2 separate regions of the Homo sapiens genome follow, and region 1 is linked to region 2. A link is a contact called in ENCODE Hi-C or POLR2A ChIA-PET data. All regions are on one chromosome and are shown on one strand. Each heading gives the region's core, a stretch centred on a gene start or an enhancer-like site at or near the end of the contact. The rest is flanking DNA. Distances are from core to core; before and after follow the strand shown. Region 1 holds the start of ATP9B (ATPase phospholipid transporting 9B (putative)). Region 2 holds the start of SALL3 (spalt like transcription factor 3).

Region 1 (3,103 bases), core at 191-2,690, 90 kb after region 2:
GTCTTTTGAAAGTAGTTAGTGTCTGTGGAGTGGCATGTATTCAGGTTACATGAAAAGCAGCTGAGAAGCAAACTGGCAATCAGAGTGGCAGCAACAAATTAAGAATATTCATATTCATAAAGACCATTTTTTATAATGAAAAAGTAATACATGCAGATGGGGGAAGATCACCTGAACCTTGAGAGGTGGAAGATGTAGTGAGCCGTGATCAAAACATTACACTCCAGCCTGGGTAACAGAGACCCCATCTCCAAAAAACAGAAAAGAAAAGCATTTATAAGTTCATGTTGAACAGTGTTTCAAACACATAGACAAAATTTATATGTCATGAAAATGGAATATCAGAAAAACATTGTTTAAAAAAACACAAAGTGAGTAAACCATTAATACGTGAGGTGAGCGGTGCATCAGCTTGCCGGCTTCCAGCTGCAGCGGGTGATGGAGGTGGAAGGGAGCTGTCCTCGGGACAGGAAATGAAACAAACCCAACCAAAGCCGTGTATTCGTTTATTCAATATCGTTTTGCTTTCTTGTGTAGACTGAGGGTGTAAACCTCGTTTCTGACAGTCGCCTATAGGACTTTTCAGCAGGCTGTGGGCCTAGAGGTGGGGGATGTGGAATCAAGCTAAAGACCCAGAACCAGAGAAAGAAGGAAGCAGCAGTGAGGAAGCAGGACAAGAACATCTCGGAAATTCAGCCCGGCGCGGTGGGCGCGCCTGCAGTCGCGGCGCTTTGGGGGCCCGGGCCACGTAGCACGACCCTGCCTGTGAACGCACAGACACCAGCGGTTCCAAGGGCGCGGGCAGGAAGCGGGCACCGAAGGCAGGCTGGAGAAGCGCGGGGCGGAAGCAAGAAGCCGCGCGGCGAGGAGGGCGCGTGGGGCCCCACACAGCCATGGGGCGCGCGTACTACTGGCAGCGCAGGCTCTGGACCGCTAAGGAGGCCGCGCGCGCCCACGCGTGTCCCCGGCAGAGCTTCCAGGAGACGGCTGCGAGGCCCTTCCACCCGCGGACCAGAGCGCGCCGGGTCGAACCACGACCCACGTGCAGGCCCTCGCGCGCTACCGGAAGGCCAGCCTGTGGCGCACGCGCGCCCCGCCCCGCCGATCGGTGACGTCATCGGGCCCGTCACGAGGCGGGGGCGGGGCCTCGGAACGCGACGCCCCCCGTCCCAGCTTTAGCCACTCGTGACGTCATTGCCCGGACTCCACTGCCTCCTGCGCCGCGCTTTTGCCACCCTGGGCACGTCATCGTGCGCCGACGCCAAACGAGGGCGGGGCCTAGGGACGCCACACCTTCCGCGCCGCCGCTCGTTACGTCATCGGACCTCGCCGCTTGGCGGAGGCGGGGAAGGCCCGCAGGCGGCGCCTCAGCCGGGGTTGGCGCTGAGGGGAGAGGGCGGGGAAAAGGTGGCGAATTGAGGGGAAAGTGGGAGGGGCGGGAAAGGGGCGGTCGGAACATGGCGGACCAGATCCCGCTTTACCCGGTGCGTAGCGCAGCGGCGGCCGCAGCCAACCGCAAACGCGCGGCCTACTACAGCGCCGCGGGGCCCAGGCCGGGAGCCGACCGGCACAGCAGGTAACCGAGGCGGCACTGGCCCCGTTCCCCGCCGACGCTCCCCGGGGCCCCCAGCCCACCGCAGGAACCCGGAGCCGGGCGGGTCTGGGGTCGCTACCGGCGCGCCCCATCTGTTCGCTGGGAGCCGGGAGTCCTTGGCGTTCTGAGCGCGCCGCAGCTGTGGCGTCCGCCGGTGGTGAGGGCCGCGGGCAGCTGCCGGGGCGAGCGGCTGCATCCCCGGGACGCCTGGGCCGAGCGTAGGAGCCAGAACGGGAGCAGAGAACCGCGGTCCAGTGTTGAGGGGTGGCTGCTCTCCTAAAGTAAACGGGGATCAAAAGTGCTAACTTCTCGGATACTTCAGAGTCTCCGAAACTTGTTCTTGTAGCCCTGTGAATTGTGAAGGTGACGGATGTAACTTTTAATTGCTTTGTTAAAAACACACTTCTTATTGAAATGACTTCTCTTCGACATTTCGATATCTTTGCTAGGCACACTTTTTGTTTAAACATATATATACAAAGTGCTTTTTGTCGACAAGTAATTTTGCTTTTACGAAAGGGAAATGGGGTATTGAGAACGGTTAACTTGTTTAGTGGGGTCACAGGTTAGCAGTAGAATTAGTGTACAGACCTTTCATACTCGAGATTGCATTTAGCTCATATTTAACATTTCTCATTCAAAGAAAAGAAAATTTTAAAAAGTGTTGCTTCTTATAGTTTTTGAAGTTTTATTCCAGAGGAATTGTCGAAAACATAATTTCACTCAATATGTAGTTGCTTCAGAATTTGAGTTTTTGAATAATTTTTGTTTTCGGCCATTTGAGAGACTAACATATAGCTCAAAGTACATACTGGAATGTTATAACGCTGATTTGAGTGTTTACCCACTAGCGATTTACTCTCGGGTAACTTATTTAAACTCAAGCCATGGTTTCCTCATCTGTAAAATGCTGGATAATATTTTTTCTTACGGGATTATTGGAGATTACAGTAGAACATGTGTAAGGTGCCCTTTTTTCAGTGCTTGGTTGGAAGTGGGTTCTGGTGTTACCTATAACAGTAATTGTGTTAGTAAATCTGTTTAATTTTAGGAGTTCTTTAGTTGGAAATGTGCCACCTGTTTCAAAATAGGTTTCCATCACAGATTGAATCCATTTTTGCCTCATGTACTTTGAAGCACTGTCATGTGGTGCACGCACATTCAAGATTTTTTGTCATCTCGGTGGATTGTTCCTTTCATTGTTAATGTTCCTCTGTCTCTGGTAATTTTCTTTGCTCTAAAATCTTTATTAGATATTGATGTCGCCATTTATGCTTTTTTTTGGATTAATGTTTGCATGGTATTAGCTTTCAACTTACCTATGTTGAATTTGAAGTGAGTTTCTTGTTGGATCTTATATTTTTTATCAACTATGCCATTCTCTTTTGATTGGCATATTTACACCATTTACATTTACGATAATTACTGATATGTTAGAATATAAGTGTGCCATTTATTATCTGTGTTCTGTTTCTTCTGATTCTCATTCTGATTCCTGTTTCTTTTTTT
Region 2 (3,451 bases), core at 203-2,702:
GGACTGTTTGGACCTGACTCCAACCTGCGCCCTCCCTTCCTCTATGACCCTCCTGCGCTTTTCCTGGAACCCAAAGCTCTGACTTCGTCAAACTTACACAATTAAAGGCAGGCGGAAGAACGCGGGCTGGGAAGCAAGCGGGAAGATTCTAGAATGGAAGGGAGCCCGCCGAGCGCCGCGAGCCGCGCCAGGCCGGGTCCGATGGAGCAGGCGGGGATTCCTCCCCCAGGCGGACCCCCGCCACCAGCCCTGCCGGGAGCTCGCGGCCTGCGGAGCGCCCGGGCTGGCCGCTCACCGCCCGCTTCCCCCAGCGAACGACTCGGGGAAGCTCCAGGAGGCCATCTGTGCTGACGGTTCACACCAGACAGGACCACTTGCAAGGACAAAAATAAGAAATTTAGGAAACGAAAAAAGACGTACTGGGGCGAGGGGCGCGGGCGCGGCGACGACGGGGCCGGGGGCACATCCTGGCGGCCGCTCGGGGAGAGAGGACACGCGCGGGAAGGAGCGCGGCGGGTGCACGGCCGCGGGTGGGAGTACGCGCCTGTGCGCGCGGGGCGAGGGCGAGGGCGCGTGCGTGTGACCGCGGGGAGGGGGCGGGCGCGTGTGCGGGGAGCGCGCCGCGCCAGGGGCCGAGTGTGTGGGGCCGATCCAGAAGTGCGCAGCCCCCTCACCTGGCCCCCGTGTCATCCCCGAAATCCCGGGAAAGGGTGGGCCGCGCGCGGGAGTTTGGTGGAGTTGGAACTTTCGGTCGCGCTCGCTGCCCACTCCGCTGGCGCCCGGTGGCCCGTGGTGAAGGGGGACTAGGGTGGGGAACACCGGGGCCCTGCGGTCCCCTCCCTTTCCTGTATTTAAGAAGCCGCCGGCGGCGCAGAGGCCCAGGCGGGCTGGCGCGGGGGCGAGGCGGCCCGGTGGCAGCAGCGGGCGGGGCGGGCGCTCCGGAGTCGGTGGGGCCCGCGGGTTGGGGGGCGGGGAGAGGGGGGAGTGGAAGGGAGGGGGAACGCAGGGGAGGGAGAGGAGGGGAGGAGCCGCGCGGCCCGCGCCGCTTCCGAACCGGAAAGTTGGTCTTGCCGAAGTCCTGCCACCCCGGCGTGCGCACTCCGCTCCGCTCCGGCCGCGAGCCTCCGAGCCCGGCCGGCCGCCGGGGGAAGCCCGCGGAGGGGACGCGGGGCCGGGCGAGAAGGTCCGGAGAGCGGGGGGCACCTGAGCCCGGGCGGGCCCGCCGCGCTGAGCGGCGCTGAGAGCCGCGGCGGAGCAGCGAAGGCGGCCGGCCGACCCCGCGCGCCCGGAACAGGAGGCGCGGCGCCCGAGCGGCCCGGGCGAGACAAAGGCGCCGGGTCGGAGCCCTGCCCGCGGCCGCTCGCTCCGGGAGGGGCCGCCCGGCGGCGGCGGCGGGGGGGGCGCGGGCGGCGGCGCAGACACTCTATAAAGGGGCGAGCCCGGCGCGCCGGCGGAGACGGCGCCGCGCGGACGCCGCCAAAGTTTGCTGCCTGCGCCCTGCGGAGGGACGGCCACCGCGGCCCGCGCCGCACCCGGGCCCCGCCACAGCCGCACCCGGGGCGGCCGAGGAGCGCGGCGCCGGAGCCCGCGATGTGAGGCGGCGCCGGGCAGCGCGCGCCCCGGTCCCGAGGCGCCGCGGCCCCCTCCTCGTCGGCGCGGCCGCTAATTGCGAGCGCGGCCTCATTTGCATAGGCCGCCGGAGTCCGCTGGAGCCCGGCCAATCGGCGCGGCCCTCCGCTAATGGCCATGCATTATTCACCAGCCTAATTGCTCAGCCCCATGCGCGGCCCGCGCAGCCGCCGCCGCCCCGCGCCCCGCGCCGCGCGCCCGCCAGGCCGCCCCGCGCCGTCCCCGCCGGCCGCCCCGCTGATGCCGCTGCCCCGCGCGGGGCCCGAGCGCCGCTAGCAGCATGTCTCGGCGCAAGCAGGCCAAGCCCCAGCACCTCAAGTCGGACGAGGAGCTGCTGCCGCCTGACGGGGCTCCCGAGCACGGTGAGGGCCGGGGCTGCGGGGTGGCCGGGGGGTCTGGGGCTGCCCGTCCGGGCTGGGGAAGCGCGTGCGGCGGGAGCGGATGCGCGCGTCCGGGAGCGGGAGAAAGTTCCCTGCTTCCTGCGGGCAAGCGTCCGCCCCGCGCCAGGCCGGCCGCGGGGCCCCGGGTACTTCGCCGGAGCGCGCGCGGCCGCCGAGAGAGTTGTGGGCGAAGTAAACTTGGCTCCTCTCCTCGGAGTCGGGGAGCTGCCCGCGAAGGGCGCCGAGGCCGCGGCCGGCTCGAGGACGGCTCGGAGGCCGGGGCGGGAGGGAGTCCACGGTGCCTCCGCCGCCGCGCCGCCCCCCAGGGTCTCTGCGCCAGGACGCTGAGGCCGGCGGCGGCGGGGAAGGCGACCGCAGCCCACCTACCGCTGGACGCGGGTTGGGGACCCCGCCGCCCGGCCAGCTTTGTTCGGGGGCCCGCGGCCCCTCCCGGGCCCCCGCACCGCCTCGGGTGACCCGCGGTGTCCCAGCGCGTTGACGCAGCCTGTGATCCCTCGCGAGGCGAGGAGAAGGTCGGGGGCTTGGCTCTGCCTAATGGCCGCCCGGGGAATTAAGCTGGGGGTGAGCGCAGCGGCGGCGGCCTGGGCCTGGCCCCTGCTCGCGGCGTGTTTCCGGGGCGTTCGTTGCAGCGTCTGCGCGGGCCTTTTCTCTCCCGTCTTTTTGGATCCGCCGAGGCCGGGCGCTGGAGACCTCGGCTTTGCAGTCATTTCGCTGGTAGGAGCGTCCTCTTCGAAACATCCAAGAGCAAAGGGCAGGCGCCGCGAAAGTTAAGAGACTGGCAAAGGGCTGGACTTCCCAGAGTGGCGCCTTAGCCCCGCAAAGTTTGGGGCGCCCCCACCCCCTTCGTCGAGTCAAAACCTCGGCCGGCGGCGCCCGGGCTTCGGCGCGCCCCGCGGGGCCCCCAGGGCGCCAGGAAAGAGGGCCGAGGAGGGGCGACCCCACGACCCCGAGCCCGCAGCACAGCTCGCAGTAAAATAATTTGCTCCTTAAAAAAACAGGCAGGCCAACTTTTATGATTGACCTGTTATAAGTTGTTGGAGGCAGATGGTGATCTTTTTACTCTGAGAATGAGACTGTCTGCGAAAAGGAAACGGGGCGGAAGAGTTTCCCACACAGTGGAGTAAAGTTTGACAAAGCGGGTAGACACCCATGTCGGATGAGAACGAGAGAGCATGCTTATGACGCGGCTGGAGAATTAATGAATTAAATAAAATTAGTGAGCTCGCTGGGGTCTTTTTGTTGCGGTGGAGGTAAGGGAGTCTTATCTGTGTAGCCAAGTCAGCCAAGATGAGAACAGGCGATATGCTAAAAAGAAACGCTTGCATATGGTGGGTAGATTAAGGACAAAGAATCTTTTTGTCATGGAAATGGATTTTTTTTTGTTTTGTTTACTTCATCACATAGAATTTCTCACACTTGGT

Evidence for each region. Hi-C counts contacts between places; a loop is a spot of excess contacts on that map. ChIA-PET counts read pairs that join two places held with the same protein, here RNA polymerase II (POLR2A). Pooled maps may share reads with other maps.
Region 1: a map of gastrocnemius medialis shows a loop between it and region 2 (3-fold over the local background). The contact joins the promoter of ATP9B here to the promoter of SALL3 in region 2. A Hi-C loop is called at or near these places in 3 of 168 maps with a recorded cell type or tissue (endothelial cell of umbilical vein, gastrocnemius medialis and mammary epithelial cell), 3 of 37 single-sample maps with no recorded cell type and 6 of 50 pooled maps. POLR2A ChIA-PET finds 5 or more read pairs at or near these places in 1 of 52 experiments (H1).

Annotation. Positions count from the first base shown.
Region 1 is chr18:79,067,954-79,071,056 of GRCh38, forward strand. It overlaps ATP9B (ATPase phospholipid transporting 9B (putative)), which reads left to right and starts at 1,441. Exons shown (of 30, transcript NM_198531.5): 1 at 1,441-1,576. The coding sequence starts at 1,458.
Region 2 is chr18:78,978,366-78,981,816 of GRCh38, forward strand. It overlaps SALL3 (spalt like transcription factor 3), which reads left to right and starts at 1,453. Exons shown (of 3, transcript NM_171999.4): 1 at 1,453-1,991. The coding sequence starts at 1,910. It overlaps LINC01896 (long intergenic non-protein coding RNA 1896), which reads right to left and starts at 1,326. Exons shown (of 5, transcript NR_187297.1): 1 at 675-1,326; 2 at 98-373. RefSeq lists an enhancer at 2,870-3,451.